Regions from separate parts of the Homo sapiens genome. Here regions 1, 2 and 3 are each linked to region 4. Evidence: chromatin loops called from intact Hi-C (ENCODE). Cell type or tissue: CD4-positive, alpha-beta T cell. All regions are shown on one strand.

Region 1 (5,000 bases), 750 kb after region 4:
TTGGTCGGTCTTGTTCTCAGTTGTACACTAAAGACCAGCCTGTCACCAGGAGGAAGTGTTTGTATTGAGCAGAGTTTAATTCAAGAAGAAATTATTTTTTTGAGATGAGGTCTTATTCTGTTGCCCAGGCTGGAGTGCAGTGGCACAATCATAGCTCACCACAGCCTTGAACTTCTGGGCTCAAGCAGTCCTCCTGCCTCAGTCTCACGAGTAGCTGGGACTATAGCAAAGCACCACCACACCCAGCAATTTTTTTTTCTTCCTTTTAGAGACAGGGTCTTTGTTGCTCAAACTCCTGGCCTCAAGAGAAATAATTCTTTTTTTCTTTTTCATTAAATTTATTATCTTTTTAATTTTCTGTTGGCTAGGGTGGTCTCGAACTCCTAGCTTTAAGCAGCCCTCCTGCCTCAGCCCCACAAAGTGTTGGGATTATGGGTGTGAGTCACCACACCAGCTGAAATACTCTTTTTAAAATATCAAAATGAACTGGATGTCTAAAGCAGACAGTAAGAGGGACTATGATAAAGATGGTGAGGCAAAAAAATGCAGACATCACATAGATGATCTTCTTTAGACTGAATTTATTGTAGACTGTGATATATTCAGTCGTGGTTTAATGATGACATCCTATAGAAAATAGAGGATACCTTTTTTGTCAGACAACAGAAGAAAAAGGCAATTATTTAAAATTTCTCAGATTCTTTTATTTCTAAATGGATTAGTGTGAATTTCAAGCCACATAGTGTTTCTTTGCTTAAGTTCCTCCGTTGCTGTAAAACACCCAAAATCAGGCGGTAACAAGGGGCCGCAAAGGCTAGAACACTTAACTGCCTGGAGACATCCATTTGAAGGATGTGAGGGTTAAAAGGGAACAGAATCAGGCCTATTTTTAATAGCCTGTCTGTTTCATCCATTATTTTGGTGTGGAGGAGGGTATAAATCTCAGCTGTACTCCGTTGCCACTAGGTAGGACACGGAAGATGACCAGTTCTCTGGGGGAGTAATTACTACTCACTGGCTTCCTGAGCAGCTTGATAATGTTCTGCTCCTGTTTTCAGCCTCACTGTGGCCAAGGCAATAATTTGATAATAAGAGATCCTGATTAAATTAAGGAGCCATTTGCTTCTGGATGATGATGTTGATAAAAGGGTTGATGTCCACACTGCCTGCTCTTTTCAAAGGTCAGAAAACAGTCTTGAACTAAAAACTACGGCAACGAGCAAAATAATCAGAAGCAGCATAGTTTATGCTTTCGTTTCCTTTGTTGTTGCATCTGGGAAAGTGTCTGTTCTTTGCAGAAATCCTCACTGGCTCCTTTTGCCTCACATTGTGAGGAGGTGAAATTGGAAGTGTCACATTGGGAAAGTATCTGTATAATGAGTCTGTAAGCTGCAAAACTCTTTGTAAATCGGAATCAAGCACTCAGGAGATCTCGGTCACTTAAGCTTGGTTCTCACACCCGTGCATGCTTGCACTTGCATGTTTTTTAAGACAACAGCTTTTGCTTTAGTAGTTGGGCGGTCGCAAGTGAACACTGTCCAGTGGTTCTTCTGGTGCCCAGACTCGGAGGAGATGGGACTGCTCTCAATGTGTTTGTTAGAAACGAAACTGTTCGCACTATAACCCCATAACCCCTTACAATGTTCAGAAAAAAACAAGAAGGGGCTTGAAATACCCACTAGTGTGCCGCCTGCTCAGCCCATCTGGGTCTGTGAAACCACATCTGAGCCCTGTGGGCTGTGGTGGCGACACAGGCAGAGGGCGGGCAGGGTTGCCAGCGCCCCGCCTGGGCTAGGAACGCCTGTGCGCAGCTCCCTGAGAGCTCGGGGACCACGCGGAGGTTGTAATTGGTCTCTAGACCACACCTAGTTGTTGAGTGCCGCTGCTTGAAAATCTCAGTTCTGCCGAGATCGCAGAATACACACAAGCTACCTTTGGGCACCAGAGCAGACAGAACCGCGGAGCTTCAGGGTGGAAGATTCGTGGAAACTTTGCCAAGTAAGTGAGGTGGGGAGAGAAGGAAGCCAGTGCCTGACACTGTGGGGAGTGGCTGGGCAAAGCAGCATTGGAGGTGTTGTAGGGTTCCTACTGTCTGATGAGCTGGTGTGGGGTTCTTACTGTCTGATGTCGTCTCTGGTGGAAGTTAGCAGGGCTGGGGCAGATGCACAGAGCACGGTGGCGGGGGTGAGCCCAGGATCGGATTGATGCCCACCCACCACCTGGCACCCTGCAGTCCCAGCTGGCCAGAAGGCAAGCATGCTGGACCACAAAGCAAAGATCCTCCAGCTCTGCTGCTGGCAAGCCTTGGGGCCAGGGGACTCACAGAAGAGCAGGTTTGGGCCTGTGCCTTCCTCCTGCCCAAATGGGTCTCTCTCCCCTTCCCCTTCCAGCCAGGGCCGCAGCTGGGGCTGCAGCTTGAGTGACGGGAAAAGAAAGGTTTACTCCACCAGCGCATTAGCGGCACTCACAGCATTAAAAATGCAGGAGGTGGTGGGAGGAGCGGGCCAGGGAGGAAAACTCATGCAGCTGCGGGGCGCGGGGAAGAGCCGGGCTTCTGCCTCCTCAGCCCGGATCAGAGCCGAAGAACGAGGGCAGTTTGGGTTGAGAAGGATTCTCCAGTGTAACCGAGAAGCGAGCGTCCAGGAGGCTGTTGGGGAGGTCGGCACTGTGGGCTTCCTGGCCTTCGTTTGCTGTTTCGAGGGCCAGGACCTCGTGTGTTCCCGTCCGCCCCTCTGGGACGGCGCCAGCCCGGCAGGCCGCCGACCGTCCTGGGGCTCCCGCGCAGCGCGATGCCGGCCTCGTCCACCGTCCACGTGCTGCAGCTGCTGCGGGAGCTGCTCGCCTTCGTGCTCCTCAGCTACACGGTGCTCATCGGGGCGCTGCTGCTGGCCGGCTGGACCACTTACTTCCTGGTGCTGAAGTGACAGCGCCGTCGCCGCGCCCGGCCCCGCCTCCCGCCCGGCCCCGCCTCCCGCCCGGCCCCGCCTCCCTAACTCACCAGGAAATTCCCTTCAAGCCCTGGCCCGAACTGAGTCCCCGCCCACCCGCCAGCGTCACGGCGCCCGACTCAGCTCCGCGCCGGACCCACCTCCGCGCCCTCAGGCCCTGCATATGCCCCGCCCCGCGCGGAAGTTCCGGCGGTTGGTTGCCTTGCGCGGCCGTTACAGCCTTTGCCCTAAGCCTCGCCCCCTTTCCCCCTGCCTGCCCAATCCCGACTGCTTCCTTGGGTGGGGGCGTGGCTATGGGGCGAGGCGCTCTCAGGTGGAGGCCGTGCCCCGCTCCGCGCTCACGAAGCTGCGTCACTTCCGGCGTGTGCGTCTGGCGTCCGCGCGCTGCACAATGGCGGCTCTGAAGAGTTGGCTGTCGCGCAGCGTAACTTCATTCTTCAGGTACCGCTGCGGCCGCGTAGAGGGGACAGGACCAGAGGGAGGGACCGACGCGGACAGCGCTGTGGCCCGGCCCACGGCGCCCGCCTTCCTTACGCGCTCATCTCTCGTCCGCCCAGCTGGGTCGCGGCGTCTCGCTCCGGTCGGGAGGACTGAGGACAGCCCCGCCTCCGCCCCCTGGGTCAAGCCCGGCTTCCTTTTCAGTTCGTCCATCTTCTAGAAACGAGTCCCCGAGACCCCGGGCTGCCTTCTTGGGGCTGCTCCGCCTCCTGACCAGCCCTCGTCAGCCACTCGAAGTCCCTGAGGAGACGTGGAGAGGAGGAGGGACACGGCATGGGGGGAGTCCGGGAAGGGAGACGAGCGTCTGAAGACGTCCTCCCGAGGGCAGAAGGGGCCGGGGGAGCTGGCGCAGGGCTCTCTACCTAGCGCTGCAGGCTCCTGGGCGATTGTAGCGGGACCGTCACACACAACTGGCACCCAGGCCAGGGGTCCAGAGCTAAATTCTGCCTGCAGGAGCGGTTATTGTGGCATCCGTTTCTAAAAAGTTTAAAGGCAACATTTTATTTTATTTTAATTTTTTTGAGACAAGATCTGCCTCTGTCGCCCAGGCTGGAGTGCAGTGGCGAGATCTCAGCTCACTGCAACCTGTGCCTCCCGGCTTCAAGCGATTCTCAGCCTCAGCCTCCCGAGTAGCTGGGATTGCAGGCGCCCGCCACCACGCCCGGCTAATTTTTTTTTTTCTTTTTGTTTTGTTTGAGACTCAGTCTCGCTCTGTTGCCCAGGCTGAAGTGCAGTGGGGCGCTCTCGGCTCACTGCAACCTCTGCCTCCCAGGTTCAAGCGATTCTCCTGCCTCAGCCTCCCGAGTAGCTGGGATTACAGGAGCGTGCCACCACTCCGGGCTAATTTTTGTGTTTTAAGTAGAGATGGGGTTTCACCATGTTGGTCAGGCAGATTTCGAATTCCTGACCTCAAGTGATCCACCCGCCTCGGCCTTTATTTACTTATTTTTTTTTAATAGACACGGGGTCATGTTGCCAGCCATGTTGCCCAGGCTGGTCGTGAACTCCTGGGCTCAAGTGATCCTCCCGCCTTGCCCTTGGCCTTCCAAGTGCTAGGATTACAGGCGTGAGCCACCAACACCCTGCCTGAGGCAACATTTTAAACTTGGTGTATGTTGAAAATTTCAAAACCCCTCAGCTGTCCTGCATCCTCATTTAGGTTCCTGCTTGGCTCGAGTTTGAGTTTACAGCCCCTGCAAGTAAATCCAAGAGCCTGTTACAGATTGGCGGTCGTGCCTTATGAAATCTGACTTCTACTTCCAGGTACAGACAGTGTTTGTGTGTTCCTGTTGTGGCTAACTTTAAGAAGCGGTGTTTCTCAGAATTGATAAGACCATGGCACAAAACTGTGACGATTGGCTTTGGAGTAACCCTGTGTGCGGTTCCTATTGCACAGGTACTGTCGTGTGCAGTGATTCTTATCTAGTGTACCGTGTCCTCTTGAAGTCTCAAGTGGGCGGTGAAGCATTAGACAAGCTACCATAGTTTTTCCCAGTGCTCCCATCCCTTCCCCCACAGTACCGGCATCTTTTCACAGTTGAGCAGATATATTAA
Region 2 (5,000 bases), 630 kb before region 4:
TAGGATTACAGGCGTGAGCCACCGTGCCCGGCCATTATTTATTTTAATTTCGAAGATGCGGGTCTCACTATGTTGCTCAGGCTGGTCTTGAACTCCTGGGCTCAAGGGATCCTCCCACCTCAGCCTTCCAAACAAATGGTACTACAGGCGGGTGCCACTGTACCCAGCTCAGTGTTTAAAAACAGGACTCTTGTGGTCAGGCGCAGTGGCTCACTCCTGTAATCCCAGCACTTTGGGAGGCCAAGGCGGGCGTACCTGAGGTCAGGAGTTCAAGACCAGTCTGGCCAACATGGCGAAATCCCGTCTCTACTAAAAACACAAAAATTAGCCAGGCGTGGTGGTGTATGCCTGTAACCCCAGCTACTTGGAAGGCTGAGATGGGAGAATAGCTTGAACCCGGGAGGCAGAAGTTGCAGTGAGCCGAGATCGTGTCATTGCACTCCAACCTGGGCAACAGAGAAAGATTCCGTCTCAAAAAAGTTAAAAACAAACAAACAAACAAAAAACAAAAAAAAGAACTCTTGACTTTCCCTCTGAAACCTGATACGCACGCCAGTCATTCTTGGGAAATGGTAACACCATTCACTCAGCTACTAATAAAAATCAGCCGGGTGCGGTAGCTCAGCCTGTAATCCCAGCACTTTGGGAGGCCAAGGCGGGTGGATCAGGAGGTCAGGAGTTCAAGACCAACCTGGCCGAGATGGTGAAACCCCGTATCTACTAAAAATACAAAAAATTAGCCGGGCATGGTGGCAGGCACCTGTGATCTCAGCTACTTGGGAGGTTCAGGCAGAGAATTGCTTGAACCCAGGAGGCGGAGGTTGCAGTGAGCCGAGATCGCGCCACTGCACTCCAGCCTGGGCAACAGAGCGAGACTCCATCTCAAAAAAAAAAAAAAAAAGAATAAAAACCTCAGGTCCTGTAGTCTTTTCTTTCCTAACCTCCACTTCCAGTCCCTTAGCAACCTTAAAGCTATCCCAAATGTGACTTCTCAGTATCCACTGGTTCCACCCTACTCCAAGTCACCATCATCTCTTACCTGACAATGGCCTCCTAAGCGACCTGCCTGCTTCATCTCTTATGCCTGGAAAGGCCACTCTCTACAGAGAAATCACAGCCCTTCCCTTCCTAAACATCCTCCCAGATAAGATGGCTTCCCACTACATTTAGAATGAAATCCAAGCGCCTACAAGACCCTGCACAATCCATCTCTTACACTACTCTTGATGTTCAGCCACAAAGGCCTCCTTTCTGCTGCTCAAACTATTTGCAGCCTGCCGCAGGGCATTTATGTGCACTGGTATTTCTCTCCAGTGGAATAATCTCCCCCTAGTCACCTCAGAGCCAGCTCCTTCTCAATCACTGAGGTCTCAGCTCAATGCACCTCCTCAGAGAGGCCTTCCTTAACACCCTATCTCACCTCCTCTGCAGTCCTCGCGCGACACTATCACAACCGTCTTAGTTCTTTCATAACACTTACCAGCAGCTGAAATTATCCTTTCTCTAGCTCTTGCACTAGAAAGTAAGGCTATGAGCAGATGCCAATACTGCAAACTCCCCAGAGCCTAGAAGAGTTCCTGACACATAGCAGGTCCTCAAGAAATATTCTTGAAGAGATGCATAACAACGGTAACCCTTACTGAGCTCCCATAGTGTGCCGACTGGTTTATTTAGTCCCCACAGCAACCCCATAAGGAGGGTGTTATTTTTTCGTCATTTCACAGAGAAGGAAAATGAAGCACGGAGAGGTTAAGCCATTTGCCCGAGGTCTCACAGCTACAGCGAGCAGGGCCAGGATGAGAACCAGGCTTGAGACCACAGCACCCGAGGGCGGGGTGGGTCGCGGCCCCTCTGCCGGCTCGCTGGCCGGGCAGCTCCGCATTCCGCCAGTCTGGGCAGCTGGAGACAAGGCAAGAGCCCCAGCTGGAGGGATGAGCGCCCCAGGGCTCAGATCTGTCCGATCACCTCCTGTGGGTCCGATGCAGCGGGTGCCTGCCCCTCTCCCAGCCTCACTCCCCCACGCCAGGGAACCGATACCTGCACCGGCGTCATGTACGGGAAGCCCAGCTCCCGCAGCGCGCCCAGCACCTGCGGGTGCAGCGGCACAGGCAGCGACTCCCAGGAGCCCTCTGTCACATGCTCCATGGCGCGCTCCTTCGCCGCGTCGGTCGCCGCTGCTCGAACGCGCCTTGTGCACCCCCAACGAGCACTTCCGCTTCCCGCAGCTCCAGCGGCCGGCCGGGAACTTCGCTGGAGCAGCAGAGTTCCGGAGCGCGGCGAAGGCTCCCACGCCGCGGGAGGGAGGAAAGGCGTCCGCGGGACGGTGGAGGCAGGCGGCGGGGCAGGCCTGGGGAGTTACACCCGCTCCGCACAGCGCCCTGGGCTCCGGGCGCCTCTCCGCACCGGGCAGGAGTTTTGGCGGGAGGGATTCTGGCCCGGCCCTCCCACTTTCTCTGCCCCTCGGAGGCAGGTGGCAGCACAGGACCGCGTCCAGGCCGAAGGACAGCGGGGCTGGCTACCGTGGGCAGAGAAACGTGTCGGGGACCCGGGTTAGCAGCCCTGCAAAACAGGCACCCGCTGATGGCCGGTACGTCCTGAATGTTGCGGTCCGATGGCCGGTACGTCCTGAATGTTGGTTTACTTTCCCGGAAGTTAGGGTCAGAGTCCTAACTAAGAACACTGTCCCATTCCTCTGTTCACTGTTTGCCTGGGCCATTCATGTCCACATACAACTTCACTCAGAAAGCTGTTTTTGTTGTTGTTGTTGTTGTTGTTGTTGTTTGAGACGGAGTCTCGCTCTGTTGCCCAGGCTGGAGGCTGGGCGCTATAACGGTTCACTGCAAGCTCCGCCTCCCGGGTTCACGCCCTTCTCCTGCCTCAGCCTCCCGAGTACCTGGGACTGCAGGCGCCCTCCACCACGCCCGGCTAATTTTTTGTATTTTTAGTAGAGACGGGGTTTCACCGTGTTAGCCAGGATGGTCTCGATTTCCTGACCTCGTGATCCGCCCGCCTCGGCCTCCCAAAGTGCTGGGATTACAGGCGTGAGCCACCGCGCCCGGCCTTCACTCAGCAAACTTTTATTGACCACTCATTATGTGCCCTCTATGAGGGCCTATCTCCTCCACCTATGTGCATGGCTTGCTCCTGTTGAGGCTCTGAAAACGAAACCCCAAAATGAAGGCCCCAGAGGCAGCCTCAGAAGCAAGTTTCTCTCTGACCTTCTGCTCCCTCTCTGATCTCTGATTCTCTGAGGCTAGCCATAGAAACTCAAGAATCCCTCTTGCCCATGACGGAGCATAGAAACAGGAATCCCTTTTCTCCACAGTCAGCCATAAAACCTAAAAATATTACTCTCTCTCCACCTTTCTGTGAAAAAACTGGCCATAAAGAAATTATTGGCCTGGCACGGTGGCTCACGCCTGTAATCTCACCACTTTGGGAGGCCAAAGCGGGCAGATCTCAAGGTCAGGAGTTCGAGACCAGCCTGGCCAATATGGTGAAACCCCGTCTCTACTAAAAATACAGAAATTAGCCAGGCGTGGTGGCGCATGCCTGTAGTCCCAGCTACTCAGGAGCCTGAGGCAGAAGAATCGCTTGAACCAGGGAGGTGGAGGTTGCGCCACTGCACTCCAGCGTGGGTGACAAAGCGAGACTCAGTCTCAAAAAAAAAAAGAAAAAGAAATTATCTGGGCTAGGTGCGGTGGCTCATGCCTGTAATCCCAGCACTTTGGGAGGCTGAGGCAGGCGGATCACCTAAGGTAAGGAGTTTGAGACCAGCCTGGCCAACGTAGTGAAACCCTGTCTACTAAAAATACAAAAAATTAGCCAGGTGTGGTGGCAGGTGCCTGCAGCTACTCCGGAGGCTGAGCTACAAGCATCGCTTGAACCTGAGAAGTGGAGGCTGCAGTAATCCTAGATCGCACCATTGCATTCCAGCCTGGGCGACAGAGTGAGACTCAGTCTCAAAAAACAAACAAACAAACAAACAAACAAACAAAAAAAGGCCAGACGTGGTGGCTCACACCTGTAATCCTAGCACTTTTGGAGGCCAAGGCGGGCAGATTGCCTGAGCTCAGGAGTTCGAGACCAGACGGTGAAATCCCGTCTCTACTAAAAATACAAAAAAAAATTAGCCAGATGTGGCAGCGTGCGCCTGTATTCCCAGCTACTTGGGAGGCTGAGGCAGGAGAATTGCTTGAACCCGGGAGGCGGAGGCTGCAGTGAGCCAAGATCGCGCCACCGCACTCCACCCTGGGTGACAGAGAGAGACTGTCTCCAAAAAAAAAAAAAATGTATCTGACCTCCTTTGTTTTGCTGGTAGGTTGTAAGACCCCATTCCAGGAAGGGTTCTTTCCCCTATCCAGAAGGAAAGAATCCAGACAGGCCTCGCTGGGCTTCCCCACTCAGTCTATGAGCATTAGATCATGCCCTTCTTGTCCAGTCCTATTTCTACTCAGCTGTGCATATTTTGTTGAGCCTAAGCATAAAAATAGTTTTCCCTGTAACTTTGGGTCTTAATTCTGAAGGTTCCTTTGTCATGTAAAAGCATGACCGAATAAATTTGTATCACTTTCCTCCTATTAATCTGCCTATTTTCAGTTGAATTTTTAGAGAAACCTGAGAGCAAAGGGGAAGTTTTCCCTTACACTCCCTTACATTCCACTTGGACTTTTGAAATCAACTTCTGTTACCTTCCTTTCTGTATCACTGAAACTCCTACCTTGATTTATGTTCCCTTCTTAGCATTTACCATTATCTCTTTCTCGCCACACACACACAAACACACACACACACACACAAAACTTATTAGGTTCATCTCTGCCACCAAAATGTAAAACCCACACTAATAGGGTCTTTTCTCTATCTTCTTTATCCCAAGGACTATCACTGTAGCACACAGCAATCACTCAAATATTTGTGGGATTGATAAATGGGAATACAACTCATGCAGACTGCAGTCATCTCAAATTAAGTAAAAGACAACAGCCTGAAGCCACATT
Region 3 (5,000 bases), 1.5 Mb after region 4:
GATGGAGTCTCGCTCTGTCGCCCAGGCTGGAGTGCAGTGGCACAATCTTGGCCCACTGCAACCTCTGCCTCCCAGGTTTAAGTGATTCTCCTGCCTCAGCACCCCCACGTAGCTGGGATTACAGGTGCGCACCACCACACCGAGCTAATTTTTGTATTTTTAGTAGACACTGGGTTTCACCATGTTGGCCAGGCTGGTCTTGAATTCTTGACCTCAGGTGATTCACCCTCCTCAGCCTCCCAAAAGTGCTGGGATTACAGGCGTGAGCCACCGCGCCCAGCCATCAAGGTAGCTTTTAAAAAGCTGAGACCTTTGGGAATGGAGTGATGTGGGGTGGGGTGGGGGGGTTAGGGTGTATTCTTTTGCTTGTTGTTTCTGTTGCAACTTTGAGAAGATTCTGAAAAATAAGAGGGGAGTGATGGCCGGGCATGGTGGCTCATGCCTGTAATCCCAGCACTTTGGGAGGCTGAGGTGGGTGGATCACTTGAGGCTAGGAGCTCCAGACCAGCCTGGCCAACATGGTGAGACCCCCCTCTTTACTAAAAATACAAAAATTAGCTGGGCGTGGTAGCGCCCACCTGTAATCCCAGCTACTCTGGAGGCTGAGGCACACGAATCGATTGAACCCAGGAGGTGGAGGTTGCAGTGAGCCGAGATCCACTGCACTCCAGCCTGGGCGACAGAGTGAGAGTCTGTCTCAAAAAAAGGAGAGTAAGGAAGGAAACTCAGAACAGATACGTTTCGGCAAAGAGCAAGTCGACTGGGATTTTTTCTATAGTGGGTGTGTAAATTTCAGACTTTAAAATCCACTCAGTAAAACTGACATCCCTGCTTATTCACTTTTGCCGACTCTGCTAGAAGCCTCCTGAGTTTTGTTTACAAGGTCTCCGGCACACAGCCTGCCTTCTTTGAAAGGCCAGGCCAGGACCAGCCTGCCCATCCCTTCTGTTCTCACTGGATTTCGTGGCCAGTGGCCTGGACGTGACTAACAGATGGCCATTGCAGAGCTGATCACCTGATTTCATGGCTTATTCTTGGGAAAGCCTCTGATCTTTTTACAGAAGGTTATCCATCCCTTGGTAAATCCTTCCCCTTGTATAGATGGAGAAACTGAACAGGTACAGGTGTGCATATTTAGTGTTACCTTGGACAGGTGGATGATATGTATGCCAAGTCCTCCTTAGCTTGTGTTTAGCTTTGGTTTTGATGCTTATAACAGCTTTGGTCGTTCTAGCTCATGGTCATGAGCTCTTTCAGAGAGGCTGCTGGCTTAAGTGCCCGATAGACTTTTTTTTTGAATGAATGAAGATCTATCTGGATTTCTAGCAACACTTTTCTTCAGGAGTGGGCTGCAGCTGGAGTGAGCACTAGGAACCTTTGCAGCTTAAGAATTCAGAAACCCACACCTCCCCAGCCAGCCTAAGGGGCAGCCAGTCTCCTAGGAGAGCTGGGTTCTGGCCTGCGACGTCCTCCACCTTTCGGAGGTCAACTCAGAAGGCGGTACCTGTCCAAGGGAGGGGGCGCCCACCTCAGGGTAGAGTCAGGGCGTTCTGACAGCCCCCGTCAGGCGACTCGAGTGGAACTCCCGCCTGCACTACTTGACCCTGCAAAGGCGAACCCGAGTGCCGGAGGTGCAGCGCCAGGAGGCCGGCCCAGCCCAACCGCCCGCGTCGGGGGAGACTGGGCTCTCAGAGCTTATCCAGGCCAGCGGTCCTGCAGGCTCTGGGTCGGGGGTTCCCGGGTTCGTGCGCTTCAGGTCCTGGTCCTGCAGCGAGTGCAAACCCGGCAGCCCGTGTGCCTGCTGCAAGGGACCTGGGGACCCGCTCCTGGCGTCGGGTGCAGAGTCGTCCCCCACGGCCCGGGCGCCCCCGGGCTTCCGCGAGACGCCCCACGGGACCACACAAAGGACCCCACCCCAGGCCGGGCGCGCATTTCCTGTTGCAGCGGTGGCGGCGTGCAGCCACCCATGTGCATCCCGCGGCGCGCGGGCCAGGCCGGGCCGGGCGGGGCGCGGGGCACGCCCCCACGCAGCCCCAGTCCCCGCGCTCCGGCCGCGAGGGACCGCCCTCGGCGGCCCGCCCCCGTGTCACCGCAGGCCGGGCTCCCTTTGTGTGCGGCCCCAGCGCCGCGGCCGCGCCATTGGCCCGCCCGCCCGGGGGGCCAGCCCCTTCCTGGCTCGCCTCATGCATATGCATGGCGCCCCGGCCCTCCCCCGCCGGCCCCTCCCCGCCCCCTCCAGCGCGGGCGTGCGAGGCGCGCGGCGCGGCTCCCTCCTCGCGGCAGCGGGAGCCCGAGCCCGAGCCCGAGCCCGAGCCAGGGCGAGCCGAGCCTGCTCCGGGCGGGCGGCGGCGGCGGCGCCGCTCCAGCCATGTCAGCGCGCGCGAGCCTGGGCCCACCATGAGCCATGGCCATGTCCGTGAGCGCCGAGGACGACGACTATGAATCGGAGCCGGACCAGGTCGGCGGCCCGGGGTGGGGCTGAGGGAGGGACCCGCCGCACGACCTCCCGACCGCCTGTCTGACGCGCCGAGGGCGGCCGCGACGCCGCCGCCGCCGCGATGAGGAGAAAGTTTTGCTGCCGCTGCCGGCGGGGCGGCCGGGGCCGGGCCCGAGCGGGGCGTAGAGGAGCGCGGCAGGCCCGCAGCCGGCCCGGGCAGGGGGCGTGTGCGGCCGAGCGAGCGCACTGGGGGCCATCGGGCACCGCGGGGACAATGTGGGCCGCCGGGCCTCGCCGTCGGGCGGGCCTGCCGGGCGCCGGCCACGGCCCGGGGCAAGTTGCCGGCGGCCGCGGGGCGCGCCGCGCCCTCCCCCGGCGCCCTCGCCCGCGGCCCACGCGCGTGCCGGCTGCCCCGGGAGCACCCGGACCCCGCGGGCGCCGGCACCTCCTGCCTCTGCGTTCGCAAAGTTGTGCCAGGACCCTCGGCTTCGGGGCTGGAGCGCTCCCGGGGCCCGTGGGCCCGACGGCCCGAGCTTTTGTCTGGGCGCCGCGCGCCCGCCGCCCGCCGTGGGCAGACGGAGACAGGAAGGGGTGCGAGCCGCGGGCCGGCGCGGGCCACCCGGAACCCGGGCGAATCCGCACGGCGGCAGCGGCGGCGGCGGCGGAGGAAGCCGCGACCCCAGATGGCAGGAGTTGGCCTCGGTGGATTCAGAAGGAAAAGCAACCTCTCTCGGGACCAGGGGGAGAAATCTGTGTGTAAAACAAAGCCCTGGGTGTGTTTACGGCGTGAATTTACTCCGGGAAGGTTCGTGTTTAGGAAGAAGGCGAAAAAAGTTGAGGTTTTACGAAGTATAATCTGCAAAATAATACTTGGAACAGGACGCAGGCCAGGTAGACCTGTCCGAGGAATTAAGAATGGGATGGATTGAGTTAGCATGTGGCATTGGACGGACTTGGGTGCATAAAACGCTTATTTATAATCCTGGTGGGATAAAGGTGTTGTGGAATGACCCAGCCAAAATGTGGTAACTTTTTTTTTTTTTCATCATTAGGTGCAATTGAGGAAGTGCTCTATAGGCTGCGCTTAAATCGTATTATACGTAGTATTAAGTGGTTTTACCTAACAGGCAGTTGATTTTTATTTTCTCAGCTTTGTTGGAGAATTTTCAGGCACGTGTGCGTTTTGAGGTGTTAGGAATCTCACGGCTCTTTCGGATTGGATTAACCCAGGGACGATTCAAGTGCTTTTGGCTTGAACTTTTATTAAGTCAGTAGCCCTACGTGTGAATGGCTCTCAAAGTCTTGTTCCATAGATCACACTTCAATTCCTGCTTTGAACATTTTCATTTCAGTTTGGAGTCTACTTAATCCTGCGACAGTTTGCCATTTCTGGGGCATTTGGTCATTCATTCGTAGGATGTCAGTATTCTGTGTCAGCTGGGCTTTGATGTCTCCACTGAGCTTTGGTGTTTCAGGATTGGGGTTCCTGTTAGCTGATTTTTGTTTGTTTTTTAAATTTGGTCATACCCTATGGCCTGTAGATACAATCTTTGACACTGCAAGACTTATTGTGTCTCTGGGCTTAAAAACATGTTTTCGGGTCCTGCCACTCCTGAGAGAAACTTCTGTTAAGAGAGGACCTGTAGGCCGTGCGCGGTGGCTCACACCTGTAATCCCAGCACTTTGGGAGGCCAACGCGGGTGGATCACTTGAGCTCAGGAGTTCGAGACCAGCCTGGCCAACATGGTGAAACCCTGTCTCTACTAAAAATACAAAAGTGAGCCCGGCGTGGTGGCCGGTGCCTTTAATCCCAGCTAATCAGGAGGCTGAGGCAGGAGAATCGCTTGAACCCAGGAGGCGGAGGTTGCGGTTGCAATGAGCCGAGATCGTGCCACTGCACTCCAGCCTGAGCGACGAGAGTGAGACTCTGTCTCAAAAAAACAAAAACAAAAACAAAAACAAACAAACCTGTATTCACTGTAGCCAAATTTTTTCTTCCTCCTTCTCACATTGGTCAAGCCGATTGTGGCACTTGTGGAGTCCTTAGCAACGACTTGAGGTTGTATTGTTAACTTTAAGATGATTTTTTTTTCCCACTCAGTGCACTGAGGGAGACGACATCTAAGCCAGGGCAGTGGGGGGCAGGCTTGTCTCGTAGTCCCAACAGAGAAGGTGTTTGTCAGCTAAGGTACCCCGTAGTTGGGGGACACTCTCCTTGCCTCCCTGCATGCTTTCCTCAACAGTTTTCTCAGCCTGAGCCTGAGAAGAGTGGCTTCCTCTGAGGACCTCGAAAGCATTTGCATCTTCCAAAGCACAGCGAGGGTCTCTGGAGTCTCCAGCTTGCAGGCTCCAGACCCAGCTCTTCTCGAAGTTTCTCTGTACCTCTGTCCCACCCTGCTGAATGGGTTTGGCACCAAAGGAGAAGATCCTTCATGAGGAGAGGTTGCCAAGTCCTGGAGTGTGGATGAACAAGTAGACTTGCCCACCTGCTGGATGAAAGGACCCGTCGGAGGGAGGCCCTGGTGGGAGGCTGCTGCTGCCCCGTCCATCTCTGTAGTTGGTG
Region 4 (5,000 bases):
ATAGGAAACACTTTCCAAACACTACGTGCGGGCCCTGTGACAGGCACTCTATGCAGATTAACTCACTTGATCGTCGCAGTGCCTTAAGAGAGGGGGTTACTGTTGCTCCCATTTTACAGATGAGGAAACTGAATCAGAGGTTAAACAACACGCAAACCTCCCTTGCCCAGCATTTCCTGCTGGGTTTAGCCAATAAGTGAGCCCAGCAAGAAATCCGAAGAGAAGTGGGGCATTTTTTGCCCTACTTGGAGTTTGGCATGGCCGCAGGCCTCCGCCCAGAGCCACAACTCCAGGTGGTAACTGCTCCCTCCTGTTGCCAGCCCTGGGGGGCCGGGCTTTGCCATTCCTTACTGGTCCCTTTATCCTGCCCATACCTGTCTCAATGGTCCCTTTAAGATCTTGGATCAGCCCTGTTTGAGTGTGCCAGCTGTCCCACACATGACACAAATATCCACTATTTGCTGGATGAGGGCACGAAGGAAGGGTGAAGGAAAGAATGAAGATACCAGGCTCATGGCAGGTATTGAATGAATGAATGCGGATGTCCTGCTCCTGGCAGGTTGGTCCCACTGACCCTTCCAGCTCCTGCTGGTTTGGTTTTTGGAGGCAGAGATGGTGGCTGGAGGGACCCCAGCATCCCACACCCAGGTTTCCCAGGCTGCCATTCCCTGGTCCTGCCAGGTCTCAGGGCCAGGACCTCACCCGATACTGTCTCCAGCCGCTGGAGAAGGCCCTTGAGGTCTGCGTCTGGGGACACGCTGTACTCAGTCACGGCCAGGAACTCGGGGGCCAGAGCTGCATCCTGGGAGCAAAACACACCAGCTGTGGGGCAGGCAGCACCCCCAGCCCTGGATGCTACCTCCTCTTTCCAGTACCGGCCTTCAAGCACTCTGGCTGGCTGGTACCTGCAGTGAGTCGTAGACCTCAGGCCGTGCCGGGTGGTAGGAACTCGCGATGAGGGCTTTCCTAGCTGCTGACTCCTGCCCCAGCCGCTGCCGCCGCTCCACCTCCTGCTCAAGCTGGGGTGGCACAGGGTTGTTACCAGGTGGGGCCTCCCATCCTCCTGAGGCCACTGTACAGATGAAGAAACTGAAGCCCAGAACGCCAGACAGGGCCCAGGCTGGAAGCCAAGTCTAGCCTACACTCCTGAATCTATCTGGGTCAACTGCAAGTTCCAGACTGTTAGCTGAAAGGGACTTCTAGAAGGGGACCCATCCTGTTTCAGGCTGCCCCAACCTGAGCCTAGCTGGGATGAGAACCCCTAGATGTACCTCAACCATCTGGGCCCACACAGGGACAGGAGACAGTCATGGCCAAGTCCTGTGTTCCAGAGGTTGCTGAGGACTCTCCTGGGAAGCTTCCCACCACTGACTCCAGGGGAAGGAGGAGGAGGGAGTGGGGCAGCAGCCCTGGCAGCAGCCTGCGGGGTATATGGTAAGGTGTGAGGAGCCCAGGGGCCTGGAAGCTGTGGCTGGGATCACATCTGCTCCTGCTGTAAAAGCTTGGGCAAGGGATCCCTCTTTAAGCCTCAGCTTCTCAATCCAAAATGAGAGTGGTGCTTGTGCTTATCTCACAGAGCTGTTAAGAACGGCATGACTAGGCAACTTAGCAACTTAGCATTTCCCCTTCTCTCTCCTGGTGCCAAGACTCAGGTGTGGAGGGATGAGTGGGGGGCAGGAAGGAGGAAAGTGAGGGCCTAAGTGACCCTTCAGGGATCAGGGACTGAGGCTAGGCTCAAGCTGTGTCCTCAAGCTGCGGACACAAATCTAACGAGGAGGAGCTGTGCAGGGGCAGGGGACTGGTACCTCTGCTAACAGCTGCTGGAAGTCCTTGGCGCTAACACAGCCTCGGCTGCGCAGGATCTGGGAGCAGAAAGAACACTGAGCATGACTGTATGACCTGAGGAAATCCCTTCACTCTCTAAGCCTCAGTTTCCCCTGCTTAAAATGGGGAGAGGAGCCCCGACCTCAAAGGATCATGGAGAGAATGAACTGCGGAACCCTGTCAAGCTCAGGACAGGGCTCCGGGCTGGTGTTGCTGTGAGGCGGCAAGCTGAGCCCGGCCCTGTCCTAAGCACCCTACATGCTTGTTCATTCCTTCCTCACAATCTCACAGGGAGATACTATTACCCCTTTACGGTGAGAAAACCGAGGCAGAGAGAGGCCGTCATTCTTGTATTTGAAGATACGGTGCGCGGCGTGCGCAAAGCAAACGACCCTGGGGACGAACTTCCCTCCTCCACTACCCCTCTCTGCCCACTGCTCCGTAGGGACGACAGCGGCCACTCACCGGGCCGTAGTCCCGGCGCAGCTGCTGCTCGCCTCGGAAGCGCACGTGCAGCCCATAGCGCGCCACGTACAAGTTATCGGTGCAGAAGCAGGCGCAGCGGCAGAAGTGCCGCGGAGCCCCCACCGTCGCCATAGTGAAGCACCCACAGCCCTACCAGCTTCCGTAGAGAGACTTCGGGCACGCCCCCAACCGCGGGAGGCGCGGAACCAGCGGCCAAGGGGCCGCTCTAAGTTCCCAAGGGCGGAAAAGGACGAAGACGCACCTCGCCAGGAAACGGTCTGCGGAGAAAGATGCTCCTGGGCCGGGTTGGGACCGGCGGCCTCCTCGTTCCGCCTCCCAGTTTTCCCACTACGAGGCAGGGACTAATGGCTCCACTTTACAGACAGCTGAACTGGGTCGTGCCTTCACAGGACGGGGAGAGGAAGGGACTCGGAGCCCCAAGGCCTTTGACTTAAACGCCGACCCACCCCCCGCCGTCTGCCCGGAGCTCGTGGAGAACCAGCCGAGCTGAGGACAGTTTAAAGAGCTCGGAGGTCCGACTAGTTCCCGCTGGTGCTTCAATCATCCAGCCCTGTACGTTTCAGTTTGGATTTAGCATCTACCCCGGGTCCCTGCCTGGCGCTTCCGGTCCCTCCGCCACAGTCTGTTGGATTACCTCAGATTGCCCCAGTGAGTGTCTCCACCAAAACGCTCCGTCTCGCATTACTTCCGGTGGCGTTCCCAATGGACGCGGGAGGGCGGGGTCAGGTGTGGGAGGGCGACGGGGCGTGGTCTCACCGCAGCCAACAAATGACAACTCTTGCAGACCGAGCCTCTTCTCTCCCCGGACCTTTGCTCAGGAATCTACCAGCATTAAACCTTTGAGCTAGGTACTATTATATCACCGTCTTACAGATGAGGAAACTGAGACCCAGAGAGGCACAGGGACCCGCCGCAGGTCACACATCCAGTAAGGGGCAAATATGGCGTTTGAACCCTACAGAGTTCCCCAGTTAACCACCACAGGGCTTCTGGGAGTGGTGGAAGTATGTGGGATTTGGGGTTTTCTCGTGCAGAGCTGCCCGGCCCGAGAAGGTGTTTAACGTTTTACAGTCGTCTTGATTGCCCAGTGATAGTGAGAGGCCCTGCTATCTAGGAAAGGATCCATTTCCCCAGATCAATGTTCATTACCCGCCTAACTGCCCTTTTTCCCCAGGAGGCCCAGGGCAGGTCGGCTCCCCAGCCACCCACCAGGCAGGCCTGGCACATGCAGCACCCCACCCCACCCTCACCCCCTCTCCGTTTGCAGCAGTTTGCAAGATGAGTGTGTTGTACCTATCAGTTTATTTATTTGTTTATTTACTTTTTGAGATAGAGTTTCACCCAGGCTGGAGTGCAGTGGCGCGATCTCCGCTCACTGCAACCTCTGCCTCCCGGATTCAAGCAGTTTTCCTGCCTCAGCCTCCCGAATAGCTGGGATTATCGGCAGGCGCCACCACGCCCAGCTAATTTTTTTGTTTTTTGTTTGTTTGTTTGTTTGTTTTGAGACGGAGTCTTGCTCTGTCGCCCAGGCTGGAGTGCAGTGGCACGATCTCGGCTCACTGTAAGCTCTGCCTCCCGGGTTCACGCCATTCTCCTGGCTCAGCCTCCCGAGTAGCTGGGACTACAGGCGCCCGCCACCACACCCGGCTAATTTTTTATGTTTTTAGTAGAGACGGGGTTTCACCGTGTTAGCCAGGATGGTCTTGATCTCCTGACCTCGTGGTCCCCCTGCCTCGGCCTCCCAAAGTTTTTGTTTTTTTTTTTTTTTTTTTTTTTTTTTTTTTCTTTTTTTGAGACGGAGTCTCGCTCTGTCGCCCAGGCCGGACTGCGGACTGCAGTGGCGCAATCTCGGCTCACTGCAAGCTCCGCTTCCCGGGTTCACGCCATTCTCCTGCCTCAGCCTCCCGAGTAGCTGGGACTACAGGCGCCCGCCACCGCGCCCGGCTAATTTTTTGTATTTTTAGTAGAGACGGGGTTTCACCTTGTTAGCCAGGATGGTCTCGATCTCCTGACCTCATGATCCACCCGCCTCGGCCTCCCAAAGTGCTGGGATTACAGGCGTGAGCCACCGCGCCCGGCCTTGTATTTTTAGTAGAAACGGGATTTCGCCATGTTGGCCAGGCTGGTCTAGAACTGAGACCACTGCGCCTGGCCTGCTTATCAGTTTAGATTGGCCCTCTCCATGGACCCTCTCCTCCTTCCAGACACTCTGGGCTCAGTCACCGAAGGGAGCAGCAGCAAGAAGAATATTTACCAGCAAGTACTGAATCAACATGTGCTGCCAGCCAGCGCTGACATGTATCTTTGTTGACTGCTTAAGGTATTATTACCCCCATTTTACAGATAAGGAAAGTGAGGTGGGTACAGGAATCTGTCTAGAGTCATAAACCTAGTGAGTAGCAGACCAGAATTAGAACGCTCCAGAATTAGAGTATCTTGATTCCAGAGTCGTATGTATATGTGTATGTGAATATATGTATATGAATGTGCAATCATATGTATATGTCTGTATATGTGTATATTTACACATACTTTAAAAATTGACATAGAGGCCAGGTGTGGTGGCTCACGCCTGTAATCCTAGCACTTTGGGAGGCTGAGGCCAGCGGATTACCTGAGGTCAGGAGTTCGAGACCAGCCTGGGCAACATGGTGAAACCCCGTCTCTACTAAAAATATAACAAAATTATC

What was found. A loop is a pair of places that touch in the nucleus more often than their neighbours do. Peaks named below come from ENCODE experiments on the same cell type or tissue, not always from the same donor. Only the 100,000 strongest peaks of a DNase experiment are listed, where the experiment ranks them.
Region 1: it touches region 4 in a loop (7-fold over the local background); 5 of 110 quality-filtered maps call a loop at or near these places.
Region 2: a loop joins it to region 4, with 5 times the contacts of the local background. A loop is called at or near these places in 12 of 110 quality-filtered maps.
Region 3: a loop joins it to region 4, with 11 times the contacts of the local background. A loop is called at or near these places in 2 of 110 quality-filtered maps.

What each region holds. Positions count from the first base shown.
Region 1 is chr12:122,224,354-122,229,353 of GRCh38, reverse strand. DIABLO (diablo IAP-binding mitochondrial protein) reads left to right here and starts at 3,302. Exons shown (of 6, transcript NM_001371333.1): 1 at 3,302-3,389; 2 at 4,710-4,842. The coding sequence starts at 3,340. It overlaps LOC128125816, which reads left to right and starts at 2,790. Exons shown (of 1, transcript NM_001414998.1): 1 at 2,790-2,924. The coding sequence starts at 2,790. The coding sequence ends at 2,924. LOC101593348 (a long non-coding RNA gene) reads right to left here and starts at 2,912. Exons shown (of 1, transcript NR_103497.1): 1 at 562-2,912. RefSeq lists enhancers at 1,325-2,156, 2,157-2,988, 2,938-3,232, 3,286-3,525, 3,536-3,585 and 1 more and a silencer at 2,856-2,995. In CD4-positive, alpha-beta T cell, no CTCF peak of the experiment used is centred here; DNase peaks (open chromatin) are centred at 1,753 and 3,103; H3K4me3 peaks cover 2,712 bases; H3K27ac peaks cover 1,953 bases.
Region 2 is chr12:123,599,294-123,604,293 of GRCh38, reverse strand. DDX55 (DEAD-box helicase 55) reads right to left here and starts at 2,195. Exons shown (of 14, transcript NM_020936.3): 1 at 2,038-2,195. The coding sequence starts at 2,145. RefSeq lists an enhancer at 1,434-1,483 and a silencer at 1,724-1,833. In CD4-positive, alpha-beta T cell, CTCF peaks have their summits at 2,223 and 2,423; DNase peaks (open chromatin) are centred at 2,183 and 2,763; H3K4me3 peaks cover 2,136 bases; H3K27ac peaks cover 1,245 bases.
Region 3 is chr12:121,464,616-121,469,615 of GRCh38, reverse strand. All of the region lies in intron 12 of KDM2B (lysine demethylase 2B), which reads left to right. Among named protein-coding and RNA genes, the nearest start is that of MIR7107, 23 kb to the right of the region's middle. RefSeq lists silencers at 1,810-2,619, 2,900-2,949. In CD4-positive, alpha-beta T cell, no CTCF peak of the experiment used is centred here; DNase peaks (open chromatin) are centred at 2,145, 2,995 and 3,535; H3K4me3 peaks cover 2,093 bases; H3K27ac peaks cover 497 bases.
Region 4 is chr12:122,972,673-122,977,672 of GRCh38, reverse strand. OGFOD2 (2-oxoglutarate and iron dependent oxygenase domain containing 2) reads right to left here and starts at 2,429. Exons shown (of 7, transcript NM_001304833.2): 1 at 2,290-2,429; 2 at 1,806-1,862; 3 at 906-1,019; 4 at 703-802. The coding sequence starts at 2,421. It also overlaps a transcript of ABCB9 not described here. RefSeq lists an enhancer at 2,525-2,984. In CD4-positive, alpha-beta T cell, no CTCF peak of the experiment used is centred here; DNase peaks (open chromatin) are centred at 2,462 and 2,982; H3K4me3 peaks cover 2,439 bases; H3K27ac peaks cover 2,280 bases.